2 separate regions of the Homo sapiens genome follow, and region 1 is linked to region 2. Evidence: chromatin loops called from intact Hi-C (ENCODE). Cell type or tissue: Calu3. All regions are shown on one strand. Each heading gives the region's core, and the rest is flanking DNA. Links, peaks and the distances in the headings are about the cores only.

What was found. Hi-C counts contacts between places; a loop is a spot of excess contacts. Peaks named below come from ENCODE experiments on the same cell type or tissue, not always from the same donor. Only the 100,000 strongest peaks of a DNase experiment are listed, where the experiment ranks them.
Region 1: a loop joins it to region 2, with 5 times the contacts of the local background. A loop is called at or near these places in 3 of 110 quality-filtered maps.

The regions. Positions count from the first base shown.
Region 1 is chr7:72,477,425-72,487,069 of GRCh38, reverse strand. It overlaps a transcript of CALN1 not described here. Among named protein-coding and RNA genes, the nearest start is that of CALN1, 70 kb to the right of the region's middle. In Calu3, for the core only: no CTCF peak of the experiment used is centred there; no DNase peak of the experiment used is centred there.
Region 2 is chr7:72,321,225-72,330,869 of GRCh38, reverse strand. All of the region lies in intron 2 of CALN1 (calneuron 1), which reads left to right. Among named protein-coding and RNA genes, the nearest start is that of CALN1, 86 kb to the left of the region's middle. RefSeq lists a silencer at 4,239-4,439. In Calu3, for the core only: no CTCF peak of the experiment used is centred there; a DNase peak (open chromatin) is centred at 4,319.

The DNA of each region.
Region 1 (9,645 bases), core at 1,104-9,103, 160 kb before region 2:
CCAGAAAGAAAGAAGAGGAAGGAGAGATACATCCACATCGACGATGATTATAAAGCATGATACACACATGATACATAATAAGAATACTCCCGTGAATGTGGCTAGATTCTGAATCCATTAAAATTTTGTATGGAAGCAAAATAAATGTTGCCCCAGTTGCATTCTATAACTATATAACTAAAGTACCTGATGAAAATAAATTTGATGTTTTATAAGAAATCTACTAGCTACCATATAGTAGGTAATCAGTGAGTATTTATTGAATGAATGAAGGAAGAAATTGGAGAAAATATAAATGACTTTAATAAAAAATCTTAAAGCTTTAAATTTTTCAAAAACACTTTTTTAGACCTACATACAAGTGAAGAGGTAGTACAACTAAATCTTATTGTATTGTGGCTGGGCTCGGTGGCTCACTCCCGTAATCCCAGCACTTTGGGAGGCCAAGGCAGGCGGATTACTTGAGGTCAGGAGTTTGAGACGAGCCTGGCCAACATGGTGAAACTCAGTCTCTACCAAAAATATAAAAAATTAGCCAGGTGTGGTGGCATGCACCTGTAATCCTAGCTACTCAGGAGGCTGAGGCAGGATAATCACTTGAACCCAGAAGACAGAGGTTACAGTGAGCTGATATTATGCCACTGTACTCCAGCCTGGGCGACAGAACAAGGCTCCATCTCAAAAAAAAAGTTATTGTATTGTAAAAAAGGGTATGATATAGATGATTTACAGGTTTATATGTATTATTACTACAGCCTTTTTATTGAGAAGTTCATTAAGTCACACGTTGCATAATGACTTTTCTGTCAATGACGGACTACATATACAACGGTGGTCCCATAAGATTATAATATTGTATCTTTACTATACCTTTTCTATGCTTAGATATGTTTAGATACATAAATACTTATTGTTTTACCGTTGCCAGCAGTATTCAGTACAGTCACTTGCTGTACAGGTTTGCAGCTTGGAGCAATAGGCTGTATCATCTAGCCTAGGTGTGTAGTAGGCTATATCATCTAGGTTTCTGTAAGTACGTTCTGTGATGTTCATATAACGATGAAATAGCCTAACAATGGCGACAGAGTGAGACTCCGCCTCCAAAAATAAAAATAAAAAAGAACATATGCTCACTGTTAAGCAACATATGACTGTATATCTACATTTAGTCCAGTAACAGTTAACTTTTTTTTTTTGAGATGTAGTTTCGCTCTTGTTGCAAACTGGCTGGAGTGCAGTGGTGCGATCTCACCTCACTGCAACCTCCACCTCCCGGGTTCAAGTGATTCTCCTGCCTCAGCCTCCGGAGTAGCTGGGATTACAGGTGCATGCCACCACACCCGGCTAATTTTTGTATTTTTAATAGAGACGGGGTTTCACCATGTTGGCCAGGCTGGTCTTGAACTCCTGATCTCAGGTGGTCTGCCGCCTGGGCCTCCCAAAGTGCTGGGATTACAGGCGTGAGCCACCATGCCCAGCCACATTTAACTTTCTGTTAAGCGCAATGGCCACAGATCAATCTAGCTTATGCACAAATGTGTATGTAGACAGCACTACTTAAACTTTCTTCATCCAATTCCTTACTTTAAAATGAAATTTATGCATGGATTTAAAAAATGATTAAATTAAAATAGCAAAAACTTTCTAAATTCTGTGATTAAAAAAATTTCTTTTGTAGAGACAGGGTCTTGCTATGTTGCTCAGGCTGATCTTAAACACTTGGGCTCAAGTGATCCTCCCACTTTGGCCTCCCAAAGTGTTGGGATTGTAGGTGTGAGCCACCATCCCCGGCACAGTATTAGTTGTTGAGTTAATACTTAAGAGTCTTGCTCTGTTGCCCAGGCTGGGGTACAGTGGCTCAATCATAGCTCACTGCAACCTTAATCTCCTGGGCTCAACCCATCTTCTGTCTTCAGCCTCCCAAGAAGCTAGGACTACAGGCACATACTACCATGCCTAGGTAATTAAAAAAAATTTTTTTTTGTATTTTTAGTAGAGACTGTGCATTATTTAGAGAGGCTGTGCATTATTTGTCTGTCTGCCAAGACAAGTATAAGGCCACCTATTTCTCTCCCATTCAAGAAAGTATAGAGCTTTCACTTTTAGTCAAGGTAAAAGAACAGAGATCAGATTTCCCAGATAGGCTTGGACACACAAAAAAGACAAAATACATAAAAAACAATAAAAAACAGTTGCAAAACGCTGGATATCAGAGAAGAAGGGCCCATTATCCCTAAGAGATGAAATGAGATGATAAAGAAACGAGGCAAGCCCTACAATTGCTCAGCTTTCTTCTCTGAGAGTACTCAGGCAGTGTTGTGGGAGTGGGAAACCCAGGCAGAGCCAGGAAGCCTTCTTGAGTTGAGAAGAGATAGCTGACATTCTGGGGAGATGAAGGTGGCTGGAATTCAAAGGACTAAGCACCAGACAGAAGCAAGCTGCACAGAGGAATCCTGAGTTACCAGAGGGCGACCCTCAACTATTCAGCTGGATATTGATTAGTGCATGGAAGTCAGGAAACTACGCGGGGGCGGGCGGTGGGGACTGGGGGAAGAACTACCTGAAAGGATTAGCGGTGATGATGCTTGACACGCAGGACTGGGAATAGTGCCTGTTCCCACCAGCCAGAATAGAAAACCTCACAATTCATGGGACAGAAGTTAGAGTTCACAGGTCTTTCCTCAACAGGAGAATAATTAACTCTAGATTAATCACAGCTCTTGTCCCACCTAACAAATCTTAAAATCAAGACCCAAATAGATAAGCTAGTTCTAAATAGTTGTGTCCCAGAAAAAAAAATCAAGAATACTTATAAAAATTTAAAAATAGCCAGCATCCAACAAGGTAAAATTCACAATATGAACTCATATCCAATCTAAAATTACCAGGCATGCAAAGATGCAGAAAAATATGACCCATAATGAGAAGAAAAATCAATTGTGAAAACCACCCCAGAACTGACAATGGTGTCAGAATGAGCAGACAGGACATTAAAACAAGTATTGTAATTGTATTACATATGTTCAAAAGTGAAGAAAAGACATGGGGACTGTAATAAAAAGTTTGCAGTGAGCCAAGATTGTGTCATTGCACTCCAGCCTGGGCAACAGGGCGAGACTCTGTCTCAAAAAAAATTTTAAACCAAATTTTCAGAAATGAAACCCACAATGTCTGAGGCAATAGACAGGAAAATGTTAATAACAAATCAAATATTTCAGAATAAAAGATTAGTGAACTTGAAGATAATTATCCAAAATGAACCACCGAGAGAAAAGAGAGAAAACAAGGAACAGAGTATCAGTGAATTGTTTAGACAACTTCAAGCAACCGAATAAATGTGTAATTGGAGTCTGCAAAGGAGAGAAGGGATTGCAGAAAAAATATTTGAAAACATAATGGCTGAAAATTTAGAAATTTGATGAAAACTATAAACTCACAGATCTAAGAATCTCAATAAACTCAAGGCACAAGAAACATCAGGGGAGGGCTTGGTGTGGTGGCTCACGCCTGTAATCCCAGCACTTGGGGAGGCCAAGGCAGGTGGATCACCTGAGGTCAGGAATTCAAGACCAGCCTGGCCAACATGGTGAAACTCCGTCTCTACTAAAAATACAAAAATTAGCTGGGCATGGTGGTGGGTGCCTGTAGTCCTAGCTACACAGGAGGCTGAGATAGGAGAATCACTTGAACCTGGGAGATGGAGGTTGCAGTGAGCTGAGATCGTGCCACTGCACTCTAGCTTCGGCAACAGAGCAAGCCTTTGTCTCAAAAAAAAAAAAAAAAAAAAAAGAAAAAGAAAAAGGAAAAAAACCAAACCAAACCAAACAAACAAACAAAACCCCACAAAAAACATCAGGGGAAAATAAGAACAACACCAAAGCATATCATAATCAAACTACTCAAAACCAGTGATTAAAAAAAATTTTAAAAGCAGCCAGAGGAAAAGCAGACATGTTATATATAAATAAACAAGATAAGAATGACAGTGGCTTTCTTGCAAGGAACAAAGTAAGTGAGAGGACAATGGAACATCTCTAAAATATTAAACAAGTAAACAAACAAACAAAATAACCCTTTGCACTAGAAGTCAACGTTCAGCAAGGATATCTTTCAAAAATGGAAGTGAAAGAAAGAGTTCTTTGGACACAGAAAATTGAAAGAATTAATCAAAAAGCATATCTGCAATAAATGAAGTGTTTAAGAAATTTTTTCAGGAGGAAAGAAAATGAGACCAGAAGGAAATATAGATTTACACAAAGGAGTGAAGAGTACTGGGAATGGTAACTACATAAGTATATATATGTATTTTTTCTTATTATTTAAATCTCTTTAAAGGATATTGACTTTTTATACAAAAATATGAATAATGGAATATTGGATTTATAACATATGGAAAAGTGAAGTATATGACAACAATAGTCAAAGATTAGGAGTGGAGAAATTGAAGAATACTATTATAATGTTCTTATATGTCAAGTGGTATAGTATCATTTGAAGGTAGACTGTCATAAAGAAATATTCTATAACCCGGATCAGCCACTAAAATAGCAAAACAAAGCCAACAAAGGGGGATTAAATGGAATAAAAGAAAAAATTCAATTCATTCAAAAGAAGCTAGAAACAGAGGAAAAAGTGACCAAAGAACAGATGGAACAAATAGAAAACAAATATTATCATGATAGGCTTAGACCTCATTATATCGTAACTACACTAAACAGAAATGGTCTAAACACTCTAATAAAAAGGCAAAGCATTTCAGTTTGGATAAAAAAGCAAGAACCCTTTATATATTGCCTATAAGAATCAGACTTTAAATATAAAAATCCAAATGGGTCAGAAGCAAATGATGTTAACACTAATGAAAATGAAGTTGAATGGCTCTATTAATACCAGACTAAGTAGATTTCAGAATCAAGAATATTTCCAGACATTAAAAAAGTTGATTTCACAATAACAAAGATGTTGATTAATCAATAATTCTAAATGTTTATGTTCCTAATAACAGAGCTTCGAAATACCTGAAGGCAGAAACTGATATAATTGCAAGGAAAAATAGACAAATTCACAATTGTAATTGAATATTTTAATACCTCTGTGTCAATATTTGAGAAAACAAGTAGACAGAAAATCAATAAAGATCATAAAGATGTGAAAAACACTATCAACCAAGTTATCTAAATGATATTTATAGAACATACAAGTCTCAAATGTCAAAGTATACAAATAATAAAAAATGTCCTATGACCAAAATGAAGTTAAATTAGACATCAAGTTAAATTCTAAATCAATAACAGAAAAGCTTCCTGAAAATTCCCAAATACGTGGAAATCAAATAACACACTTTTAAAAAACCCACGGGTTAAAGAAGAAATCAAAAGTGAAATTAGCACTTAGAATTGAATGAAAATCAAAATACAACAACATCAAAATGTGTTGCATGCCATGAAAGCAGTATTTAGACATTTACAGCACTAACGAGTATATTAGAGAAGAAAGTTCTTAAATAACCTAAGCTTCCACCTTGAGACACTAGAAAATGAAGAGCAAAATAAACCCAAAATGAGTTTTTAAAAACAGGAATAATAAGATCAGAATGAAAAATCAACGAAATAGAAAACAGAAAAGCAACAGAGAATATCAATAAAATCAAAAGTTTGTTCTTTAATAAGATTGGTGAAATCAGCTGGGCGTGGTGGCTCATGCTTATAATCCCAGCCCTTTGGGAAGCCTAGGCTGGCAGATTGCTTTGAGTTCAGGAGTTCCAGGCCAGCCTGGCCAACATGAAGAAACCCTGTCTCTACTAAAAATACAAAAATTAGGCCGGGCGCAGTGGCTCCAGCCTGTAATCCCAGCACTTTGGGAGGCCGACGCGGGCGGATCACTTGAGGTCAGGAGTTTGAGACCAGCCTGGACAACATGGCAAAACCCGTCTCTACCAGAAAAACAAAAATTAGCCGTGCCTGGTGGCCTGCGCCTGTAATTCCAGCTACTCAGGAGGCTGAGGCAGGAGAATCGCTTGAACCCGGGAAGCGGAGGTCACAGGGAGCCGAGATCGCACCATTGTACTCCAGCCTGGGCAACAGAGCGAGAGTCTCAAAAAACAACAACAAAAAAAGGTAAGTAAAATTGATAGACATCTAGCCAGATTTATCAGGATACACATTACCACTATCAGGAATGAGAGAGGTGACATCGTTAGAGATTCCATATACAGTAAGTGAATTATAAAAAATATGATGAACAATTTTTTTTTTTGGCCAATGAATTTGACAATGTAAATGAAACAGACAAATTCTTTGGAAGATGTAAGCTATCAAAGTTCACTTAAAGAGAAATCAATAATCTGAAAAACCCTATGTCTAGTGAAGAAATTGAATTTGTAGTTTAAAACATTCACAGAAAGAAAATTCCAAGCCTAAACAGCTTCACTGATGAATTCTGAATTCTACTGATTCAGATGATGAATTCTGAACTTTACGGAATTCTGAATTAATGAAGAAAAAATACCAATACCACACAAACGCTCCTAGAAAATGGAAAGGGAGAGAATATTTCCCAGCTCATTACTCTAATACCAAAATAAGGCAAACACATGATAAGAAAAAAGGGACAGTCCAATATCCCGCAAGTATATAAATGCAAAAATTCTAAACAAATTTTCAGGAAATCAAATCTAACAACATATAAATTTAAAGAAGATGAAAGATTAAAAACGTTTATCCCAAGAATGAAGGGTTGGTTTAATATTTGAAAATCAACCAATGTAATCCACTCTCAATAGACACAGTAAAACATTTCTCAAAACCCTTCATTGATTCCTGACAAGTACTCTCGGAAAACTAGGAATAGAAGGTAATGTTCTCAATCTGATAAAGAACATCTGTGTTTCCCCTTAAGGGGCCCTCTCACCATTCTAGTTAATATTGCACTGGAGATTCTCGGCCAGTGCCAGAAAATAAGAACAAGAAATGAAAGGCATCCGTACTGGAAGGAAAAACATAAAATTGGAAAATTAATGCTACCTGATTTCAAGAATTATATTATAAAGCTACAGCAATTAAGCTAAGGTATTATTGGCGTAAAAGTAGACAAAAGTGTCAATGGAATGGAATAGAAAGTTCAGAAATACACCCACACTTATATGGGCAATTAATTTTCAACAAAGATACAGAGTCAATTGAGTGGAGAGAGGCTAGTCTAGTCAATAAATTGTGCTGTAAGCCGGGCTCAGTGGCTCATGCCTGTTATCCCAGCACTTTGGGAAGCCAAGGTGGGTGAATCTTCCGAGGTCAGGAGTTCCAGACCAGCCTGGCCAACATGACGAAACCCCATCTCTACAAAAATACAAAAATTAACTGGGCATGGTGGCCTGTGCCTGTAGTCCTAGCTACTCAGGAGGCTGAGGTAGGGGAATCACTTGAACCAGGAGATGGAGGTTGCAGTGAGCCAAGATCACGCCATTGCAATCCAGTCTGGGTGACAGAGCGGGACTCCATCTCAAAAAAAAAAAAAAAAAATTGTGCTATAACAACTGAATATCCATATGTAAAACCTAAAACTATAACATTTCTAGAAGAAAACATAAGAGAAAACCTTTGTGACCTTATGTTAAGCAAAATTTCTTAAAAACAAAAAGCATGATAAAAAACTACAAATAGACAAATTAGAGTTCATCAAAATAAAAAATCATCTGTCTATAGGATACTGTTAAAGGAATGAAAAGACAAGGCATATAAATATATTTGTGGGAAATAACTTGTAAATCTTGTTATAGAAGTCTTGAATCCAGAATATATAAAGAACTTTCCAAACTTGATAAGAAGAAAACAAACAACCCATTAAAACAGATGAAATATACGTACACACACTTCAACCAAGAAGTGGTTCATGGTCCCGGCGCAGTGGCTCACGCCTGTAATCTCAGCACTTTGGGAGGTTGAGGTGGGCGGATCACGAGGTCAGGAGATCGAGACCAGCCTGGCTAACACGGTGAAACCCCATCTCTACTAAAAATACAAAAATTAGTCAAGTGTGGTGGCACCCGCCTGTAGTCCCAGCTACTCAGGAGGCTGAGGCAGGCAAATCACTTGAACCCGGGAGGTGGAGTTTGCAATGAGCCAAGATCTCGCCAATGCACTCCAGCCTTGGTGACAGAACAAGACTTCATCTCAAAAAAAAAAAAGAAGTGGTTCGTATGCATGGCAAATAAACCTGTGAAGAAACAATCAATACCTTAGTTTTTAGGGACACGCAAATTAAAACTACAGTATACGCCCTATAATTTATTATTTTAATCACATTGTTTGCAAATGTTGACTTTATTTTGGGTACCCGGTTATTTATGATACACTCACAGTTCATTTCTGCATAACAGAGTGTCAGGACATGGAGGCAGCAGGGGAAGCAATCAGGTACAGACTGATACACCTTACTAGGCCCTGAGATCTCAGGGGCCTTCTCTGGGCTTCATATCCTCATTGGGATGAATATTTTAGGAAGACTGGGATGTTTGTGGCATGTCCTGGTCACCCAGGCTGGAGTGCAGTGGTGTGATCATAGCTTACTGCAGCCTTGACCTCCTGGAGTCAAAGAATCCTCCTGTTTCAGCCTCCTGAGTAGCTGGGACTACAGGAACATGCCACCACACCCATCTAATTAAGAAAAAATATATATATATTTCTATATAATATTTATATATTTATTTATATATTACATTTATATTTATATATTATATAAATATATAATATAAATATATTTGCATAAAATATAACTATTTATATAAAGTATATATAAATATTGCAGTGGCAATATATATAATATATAACATATATATTTATAAAAATACATATGTATATTTTGTAGAGACAAGGTCTTGCTACGTTGCTTACTGGTCCTGAACTTCTAACCTCAAGCAATCCTCCCTACTCAGCCTCCCAAAGTATTGGAATTACAGGCATGAGCCAATGGCCCTGGCATCATCATCCATTTTCATTCATTCATTTATTACATGCTTATTCTGATCCAAGCAACGTGCTAGGCTCTGAAGACATGAAGATGAATACCACATGGTTCCTGTCTTAATGCAGCTTAGTCAATAATGGGTAAGGGAGGGATGTCAGAAAAGCGTGATACGAATGTAACTGGAACAAAGGAGATTAGATAGAGGAGGTTTTGGAGAATAAAGGCGAGTATTCCTGGGAGAACCCAATGGACACAAAGGTGACTCTTGGCAAGGCAATGAAAAGAGAAGGAGAGTCTGAGGCAGGAGGATCCCTTGAGGCTAGGAGTTCGAGACCAGCCTAGGGAACATAGTGAGACCTCGTCTCTACAAAATAAAATGAAAAAATTATCCAGGCATGGTGGCATGTGCCTGTAGACTTAGCACTTTGGGAAGCCAAAGTGGGAGTATTGCTTGAAGCTAGGAGTTCAAGACCAGCCTGGACAACAAAGCAAGACCCCGTTTCTACAAAAACAACAACAAAAAGTTAGCTGAATGTGGTGTTGCTCTTCTGTAGTCCCAGCTACTCAGGAGGCTGAGGTAGGAGGATTGCTTGAGCCCAGGAGTTCAAGGCTGTAGTGAGCTATGATCATGCCACTGCACCTCAGCCTGGGTGACAGAGTCTCAAAAACAAAAAAACAAAAATT
Region 2 (9,645 bases), core at 977-8,976:
CTAAATAACTGGTTTGCCTTCCCACTGGCAGGGCTGTGGGCAGCTCTCCATGACCAGGCTATTGGAGAGGGTGACAATCTATTTTAAAAAGCCTCATTAAGGGACTGTGCTGCTGTGAATAAGACCTATTTAAGTAGGTTACTTTATCTCATGCACCACAAATCTGGATTCTTTGAAAATGCTTTCATTCATCCAACCAGAATGTATTGAGCATCTCTGGTTCAGGTACTGGGGAAAATGATGAATTCGTCAGACAGAGATGGTACCCTTATAGTCTAGTGGTGTAAGACACAATAAAAAATATGGAAATAAAATTGGAGGATATAATTGAGACAGATGCAAGCACTGCTTCAGATTGGATGGCCAACAAAGGTCTCTCTCTCTTTTTTTTTTTTTTTTTTTTGGAGACAGTCTTGCTCTGTTGCCCAGGCTGGAGTGCAGTGGCACGATCTTGGCTCCCTGCAGCCTCTGCTTACTGGATTCAAGTGATTCTTCTGCCTCAGCCTTCCGGGAAGCTGGGATTACAGACGTACACCACCACACCCAGCTAATTTTTGTGTCATTATTCTTATTTTTTGAGATGGAGTCTCACTGTGTCACCCAGGCTGGAGTGCAGTGGCATGATCTCAACTCCCTGCACCCTCCACCTCTGAGGTTCAAGAAATTCTCCTGCCTCAGCATCCGGAGTAGCTGGGATTACAGGCGCCCGCCACCACGCCCAGATAAATTTTGTATTTTTAGTAGAGACGGGGTTTCACCATGTTGGCCAGGCTGGTCTTGAACTCCTGACACCTCAGGTGATCCGCCTGCCTCAGCCTCCCAAAGTGCTGGGATTACAGGTATAAGCCACTGCGCCCGACCTAATTTTTGTATTTTTATTTTTATTTATTTATGTATTTATATTTATTTATTTTTTGAGACGGAGTCTTGCTCTGTTGCCCAGGCTGGAATGCAGTGGCGCGATCTCGGCTCACTGCAAGCTCTGCCTCCAGGATTCAAACGATTCTCCTGCCTCAGTCTCCTGAATAGCTGGAATTACAGGTGCGTGGCACCACGCCCAGCTAATTTGTGGATTTTTAGTAGTGACGGGGTCTCACCATGTTGGCCGCGCTGGTCTCGAACTCCTGACCTCAGGTGATCCACCTGCCTCAGCCTCCCAAAGTGCTGGGATTACAGGCATGAGCCACCGCGCCCAACCAAGAAAGGTCTCACTGATGAGCTCTATTTAGGCTGATACCAGAATGACATGAAGGGATAAAGTGGGGAAATATCTGCGGAAGAACTTCCAGGGTGTGGGAACAGCCAGTGCAAAAGTCTCAAAGCAGGAATGAACTGGGTTCATTAGAGGAGAAGGAAGGAGACTGGTGTGGCAGGAGATGAGTTCAGAGAGATGGGGGCTAGCTCATATAGGGTCACCCTGTGGAGTTTGGGTTTGATACTGAGTTCAGTAGAAGCCACTGAGGGGTTTTAAACAGGTGAATGATATGACTTAGTCTATATTTTCCAAAGATCATCCTGTCTCCAGCTGTCCATTCTGCCTGCACTACTGTGGTACAATAAAGTGAGTCTTTATCCATCAGAGTGTAAAATAAAATGTAGTGTTTAACAGTAACAGATGGAGAGAAAATGCTTTGGTGACCTTAATTTGGTGATTTCTAACGTACCAGTTAAGTGTGGATACAAACAAAACTGCAATTATAGTATGATTTCAGTTTTGTTTAAAAACGTGGTACAGAAGAACAATGGAAATAAATGGACCAAAAATGTTAACAATGCTTGTCCAAAGCTGTTGGCGTTATGAATGATTTTATGGTTTTGCAAATGAACACACATTTACAATCGGAAAAATGTTTGTTTTAAAATGTAGACACCGGGCTGGGCACGTTGGCTTACGCCTGTAATCCCAGCACTTTGGGAGGCCGAGATGGTTGGATCAGCTGAGGTCAGGAGTTCAAGACCAGCCTGGCCAACCTGGCGAAACCCCGTCTCTACTAAAAATATAAAAAACTAGCTGGGCATGGTGGTGGGTGCCTGTAATCCCAGCTCCTTGGGAGGCTGAGGCAGGAGAATTGCTTGAACCCAGGAGGCGGAGGTTGCAGTGAGCTGAGATTGTGCCACTGCACTCCAGCCTGGGCAACAGAGCGAGACTCTGTCTCAACAAAAGTAAATAAATGTAGACACCGATGATCACCAATGCCTTGAATAGAATGTTGGGAGACTATATCTACAAAACACTTTCCCCTACCATCTTATTTTGGGAGTTTTAATCTCAAAAACCCATGGTCCTGGTTGGGACAAAACACAGGATGCTCATCGTATTAGTCTGTTCTCACACTGCTAATAAAGACATACCTGAGACTGGGTAATTTATAAAGGAAAGAGGCTTGATGCACTCACAGTAGTACCACATGCCTGGGAGGCCTCACAATCATGGCGGAAGATGAAGGAAGAGCAAGAGGATGTCTTCCATGATGGCAGGAAAGAGCTTGTGTAGGGGAGCTCCCATTTGTAAAACCATGAAATCTCATCAGACTTATTCACTACCATGAGAACAGTATGGGGGAAACCACCCCCATGATTCAATTATCTCCACCTGGCCCCACCCTTGATACGTGAGTATTATTGCAATTCAAGGTGAGATTTGGGTGGGGACACAGCCAAACTGTATTACATGTTTTGACAAGGTGCCCAATAAGTGGCTCTGTTTTGTGCTTAAGACATTTTTTAGCGATGAAAGTAAACATTTTTTTTTTAAAAAAAGAAATTAAAAGCTATACAGAAATGTTACATAGAACTTGGAAGGCACCTTTCTTCACTCTCATTCTCAATACCATTAACATTTCAAGTACATATATTGTTAGATTTTTTTCTATGCATTTCAAATACATACATCTAAATTTTGTTGAATTTGAGGTATTGCTGTAAGAAGTTACTTTGCTTCTAAATTACTCTCCAAGTTTCTTCTCATAGAGGTTGAAACCAAGATGACCTTTTTTTCCCCCTTTTAAACAAATTATTAGGAAATTTGAACACATAACTAGGAAGAACTGAACCTTGCCTTTTTAGTATTCAGAGTGTTACTGAAAGCATAATTTATACTTATGAAGAATAGAGCAATTAAATATTCATTAAAAGCTTATTTCTGAACATTTAAACATTATTGCTTTCCCAAACATCATTGGATCCCAAAAGTTTGTATCACGATTACAAATCGCGTGCACTTTTTCATTATCAAAAGTTAGGCAATAGGAAAATGTAGAAGTGCAAATTCGACAGCTTGGCTAATTATTTTGGTGTCATATTTGTTACAACTAAGTATTATTCTTTGAAAACAGGAAAAGAAAAACGTTCAATGAAGTGTTCGTTTATTTATTTATTTTTGAGACAGAGTCTTGCTCTGTTGCCCAGGCTGGAGTGCAGTGCCGTGATCTCAGCTCACTGCAACCTCCGCCTGCTGGATTCAAGGGATTCCCCTGCGTCAGCCTCCTGAGTAGCTGGGACTAAAGGCACGTGTCACCACACCTAATTTTCGTATTTTTAGTAGAGACGGGTTTCACCATACTGGCCAGGCTGGTGTCAAACTCCTGACCTCAAGTGATTCTCCCGCCTCAGCCTCCCAAAGTGCTGGGATTACAGGCGTGAGCCACTGCACCCAGCCTCAATCAAGTGTTACTCAGAACCATTGATGTGTTCTGGAAGAGCTGGATGTTCACATAAAGCCCAAGTTGACCTTGTGGTCTCATCCTACAGACTGGGCTTGGGGGCTTCATTGTCAGGAATTAACTGCCACAAACTCAGTCTCAATATGACTGAATAGTGTTGGATTGGAGTCTCATGTGATTCAGCAGAATTACTACCTTAAAAATCATTAACTAAACATATCCTTTTGTGGTGAAAAGAATGAATATGTGTTTAGAAGACATTGACTGCAAAGTAATAGAACCATGGAATTTAAAGGAGAAGAGGAACCTTGGTTAGCTCATTTGACAGATGGGGAGACTCAGTCAGAGAGACTGAGTGACATGTGCACTGTCAAACAGAGTTCATTTCACACCCCAGAGCCCTTTCCCCTACACTCAGCTGTGGCTCCTTGTTATTGGAAACCGAATTTATTTTTGTAAACCCAAGAATTAGGAAAATGCTCCGAACCTCATGAAAACCGAGAGGGTTTTTGAGCTGTTCATTCATTCTGCAAATTGTAATCTGTTTGTGTACTGATAACAGGCCTAATTACTGTGTAAACATTTTTATAGCCTGGTAAGAAAACCTCAAACATCTGTACTGAACACTGATGTGGCGTCTCAGCCTCCAGCATTCCTACTGCTGGTTCGGAAAACCAGTTGCTCTGCTTTTTAATCTGATCTGTGGCTGATGATTCATTTTATATGCATACACATAAACACATATTCCATCTCAGCAGGCAAACTAGCTTAGTGCTTAGTAGGTGTCATCTGCTTTATTTCTCCCATTTTACAGATGAAGAAACAGAGATGTAGCCAGGTCACAGAGATGTTGCACAGGGTCACGGCTTAGTACTTGGAAACCCAGAGGTATGTAACCCACTAGCTAAAGCCTTCATCCTTTCTGTGCCTATCCAAGACAAGCAACCTTTGTGCAAGGACGATCAGGATCTGAGTTTGTAAAACCACTTTCAATAGTTAAATTAAGGCCAGGCATGATGGCTCACGCCTGTAATCCCAGCACTTTGGGAGGCCCAGGCAGGCGGACCTCGGGAGGCCAGGAGTTCGAGACCAGCCTGGCCAACATGGTGAAACTGCGTCTCTACTAAAAATACAAAATTTAGCCAGGCGTGGTGGCGGGCACCGGTAATCCTGGCCACTCAGAAGGCTTGAGGCAGGAGAATCGCTTGAACCCGGGAGGTGGAGGTTGCAGTGAGCTGAGATTGTGCCACTGCATTCCAGCCTGGGTGACAGAACAAGACCCTGTCTTCTAAAAAAGCCCACCAAAAAACAGTTAAATCACATTTTTTGCCCAGATGTCAAGCGGCAGAGAGGTCTCTGCGAGGTTATTGCATTTTCAAGCCTGTTTTGTGGGTTGCCATCAATCCGTTCCCTTCATGAGTCACTTGGTGGGAGCAGGTCACCAATAGATCATCTGCCCTCAGCAGAGATGGGTGGTTTTCTTTTCCTGCCAAGACCCAAGCCTCAAGTTATTTACCTAGGCAACTAACTGACTTGGTTCCTGCATTATTTTTATTTTATTTATTTTTGAGACAGAGTTTCACTCTTGTTTTATTTATTTATTTTCGAGACAGAGTTTCAATCTCGTTGTCCAGGCTGGAGTGCAATGGTGTGATCTTGGCTCACTGTAACCTCTGCCTCCTGGGTTCAAGCGATTCTTGTGCCTCAGCCTCCCAAGTAGCTGGGATTACTGGTGCTCACCACCACGCCCGGCTCAGTTTTGCATTTTTAGTAGAGACAGGGTTTCCCTATGTTGGCCAGGCTGGTCTCGAACTCTTGACCTCAGGTGATCCACCCACCTTGGCCTCCCAAAGTGCTGGAATTACAGGCATGAGCCACTGCACCCGGACAGCATTATTTTCATTTATTTATTCAGAGACAGAATCTCTATCACCCAGACTAGAGTGCAGAGTCACAATCATGGCTCACTGCAGCCTCAACTTCCTGGGCTCAAATGATTTTCCCACCTCAGCTTCCTGAGTAGCTGGGACCAAAGTTTGCCACCAAGCTCAGCTACTTTTAAAATTTTTTTGTAGAGACGGGGTTTCACCATGTTGCCCAGGCTGGTCTTGAACTCCTGCCCTTAAGCAATTCTCCTGCCTTGGCCTCTCAAAAGTGCTGGGATTAGAGGTAGGAGCCAGTGCACCCAGCAATCTTTAAGTAAACGCTGAAATTCTCTAATTCTCGACACCCAAAGAGATAAATGCATCTGTCGAGCTTCCAAAAACCCAGCACAGAACTCCCTGGAACCCTCAAAGGGTAGTAGGCAACAGGGAAAAATTTGAGACTGAGAGCAGTGGCTCATGCCTGTAATCCCAGCTCTTTGGGAGGCTGAAGCGGGTGGATCACTTGAGGTCACGAGTTCAAGACCAGCCTGGCCAACAGGGTGAAACCCTGTCTCTACCAAAAAAATACAAAAATTAGCCGGGTGTGGTGGTACACATCTGTAGTCCCAGCTACTCGGGAGGCTGAGGCAGGAGAATCACTTGAACCCGGGAGGCGGAGGTTGCAGTGAGCCAAGTTACCCCATTGAGCTCCAGCCTGGCCAACAGAGGGAGACTCTGTCTCTAAATAAATAAATAAATAAATAAATAAATAAATAAATAAATTACATCATTTAAAAGGAGGGAAAAAGAGAGAGAGAGCCAGAGCTGAAAATGAGCTTTCCACTCCTAGGGAAAGATTTTGGAGGTTATTGGGGAATAATATTAGGAGGGAAGGTAAATGCAAGAGGCAGGTATGATTGGGACAGTGACCCCGTCATAAATGATAACTCCAGAGATGGGATGACCCTGCTGTGGTCTTGGAAAAGGATGGTTATCAGTGATGCTTTTTCAGGAAACAGACCTTTCTGGAGGAGGTGAAATCCCTCCAGAACTTGGATTTGAGTGCTAGAATCTGAAGCAGAGATTTTAATTCAGTGGTTCTCAAACTTTGCTGCACATTAAAATTCTCTGGGGAGGCTTAAAAATTCCAATGCTCTAATCACATCCCAGGAGTCTCCTGGGGCCTGGGAGGCAGTGGTGATTCCACTGTACAGCCAACTTTGCGAACCAGGGCACTCGGACACCATTTCTCCAAGGGATGTGCCAACCAGGGGATCTTGTTGAACTGCATTTAAAAAAACAAAACAAAACAAAAAACCCAGAGTCTCACTCTGTCACCCAGGCTGGAGTGCAGTGGCACAGCCTCAACCTCCTGGGCTTAAGTGATCCTCCTGCCTCAGCCTCCCGAGTAGCTGGGACTATAGACGTGTGCCACAGCACCCGGCTAATTTTTGTGTTTTTTGTACAGATGGGGTTTCGCTATGTTTCCCAGGCCAGTCTCAAAATCTTGGACTCAAGCAATCCACCCACCTCAGCCTCCCAAAGTGCCGGGATTACAGGCATGAGCCACCGTGCTCAGCCTAAACTGCAAATTATGATCGTTGAGTTTGGGGAAGGCAACTCTTTTTTCCCTTTTTTTCTTTCTCTTTTTGTTCTCTTTATTTTTTATTTTTTTTTTTTTGAGATGGAGTCTCGCTCTGTCCCCAGGCTGGAGTGCTGTGGCGTGATCTCAGCTCACTGCAACCTCTGCCTCCCAGGTTCAAGCTATTCCCCTGCCTTGGCCTCCTGAGTAGCTGGGATTACAGGTGCATGCCAGCATGCCCAGCTGATTTTTAAAATATTTTTAGTAGAGGCGGGATTTCACTATGTTGGCCAGGCTGGTCTCAAACTCCTGACCTCAGGCAATCGCCCGTGGAGCAGGCATTTCCAACAAGCTGCAGCCACCACTGCTATAGGGTGGACCACAGTGGGACTACCAAGATGCTAGTTAAGAGAAGCATTTTCCTGACATCCGTAGCTTCACACGAAGGGCTTCCAGAATCACTGCCTTTTCATGAGATGCCTGGTAGCGTGGGTTCATCCAGGGCAGGGTTAGAGAACAAAGGACTGGGTTCCTGCCTTTCCCACCCCTCAGAACAAGACAGACTCACTGCAAAGGCTCACAGCACACTCTGAGTCCTCTCTACAGGGTCCCTCTCAGAACCAGTTGTCAGGATGAAACTTATTTATCCTTCAAGATTTAGCATATTCTCCTGTCCCTGGTCAGGAATTTTTTTTTTTTTTTTCTGTGTGGTTTGAATTACAAATTGGTTTTTTTGCGTGCCTTCCCCTCCCCTCCCCTCCCCTGTCCTTTTTCTGTTCCCACTCCACCCAGGATATTTATTTATTTAAAAATTTTTTTGATTTTTGTGGGTACATATTTATAGGGTACATGAGATATTTTGATACAGGCATGCAGTGTGTAATAATGATGTCAGGGTAAGTGGGGTATATCCATCCCCTCAAACGTTTATCCCTTGTGTTATGAACAAGGGATTTTAAATTTTTAAATTTAAAATTAAATTATTTTTGACTATAGTTACCCTGTTGTCCTAGCAAGTACTAGGGTATTATTCATTCTTCCTATTTTTTTGTACCCATTAACCATCCCCACATCCCCCACATTCCCCCACTACCCTTCCCAGCCTCTGGAAACCATCCTTCTACTCTCTATCTCTATGAGTTCAATTGTTTTAATTTTTAGTTCCCACAAATAGGTGGGAACATGCAAAGTTTGTCTTTCTGTGCCTGGTTTATTTCACTCCTGGTCAGAATTTATAGTGTCAGAATTGGAAGCTTGGAGAAATGGAAAGGAACTTAGGAATTATCTAGTCTAAACAAGTCCCCAACCCCTTGGCCATGGATGGGTACTGACTGGTCCATGGCCTGTTAGGAACCAGGCTACCCAGAAGGAGGTGAGCGGTGGGGAAGGGAGCGGTGCTGCTTCTGTATTTACAGCCACTCCCCATTGCTTACATTACCGTAAACCTGAGCTCCGCCTCCTGTCAGATCAGCGGCAGTGTTAGATTCTCATAGGAAGCCTATTGTGAACTGTGCATGCAAGGGATCTAGGTTGCAACCTCCTTATGAGAGTCTAATGCCTGATGATCTGTCACTATCTCCCAGCACCCCCGGATGGGACCATCCAGTTGCAGAAAAATAAGCTCAGGGCTCCCACTGATTCTACATGATGGTGAGTTGTAGAATTATTTCATTGTATATTACAATCTAATAATAATAGAAATAAAGTGCACGATAAATGGAATGTGCTTGAATCATCCCCAAACCATCCTCTCCTGCCCCCGGTCCATGGGAAAAACTGTCTTCCACGAAACTGGTCCTTGGTGCCAAAAATGTTGGGGACAGCTGGTCTAAACCACTGTGTTTTGTGGTGGAGGAAGCTGGGACCCAGGGTGATTTGTTTAGAGTCACAGACCACTAGAACAGGAGGTCTGCTCAGGAGGACAGACGTGGCAGGAAGATGCCAAGAGAGATGACACTTTGTGCTGTTCTTGGTAAGGGAGAATCAGGAGACAGAGCTATCCAGAAAGACTGCGGGTATAGTCACGTTAAAGGCACCTGTGACTCCAGCGATGTCACAGTTAATTATACCTGTGATTTTCCGTCCCCTCCCTCCAGGCACCTCACCAACTTTAGTTAACTACACAGAAGCTTAATGAAATTCTTTGCTTCTGCAGTTGGAGTTGACACCTTGACAGATGTTCAACAGCTTGTTTCCAGGTGGGACGCTGATGTAGGCTGCCCCACTTCACGCAAAACAATTACGTTTACGATTTTCGCCCAAAATATTGTCTCCTGTCGTTGAAACCCATAGAGAACACTTGTAACCTATAGATTTCTTGGTGTTGTGGTGAATATGTTCAGCTTGTTGTAAGAATAGTTCATAATTGATGCTCTTGGCATTTATCACCCAGCCGTGATGTGCTCAACGCGTGATGACTAATAAGTTGTATTTCGTTGGATCCTTTTTTCTTGCTTTCTCAACCCAAGTCACCTGTCTCAGCATGTCAGTGTCGACAGGGACGGTTTCCTGCCCGGCTCTTTGTGAGCTGCCTTGA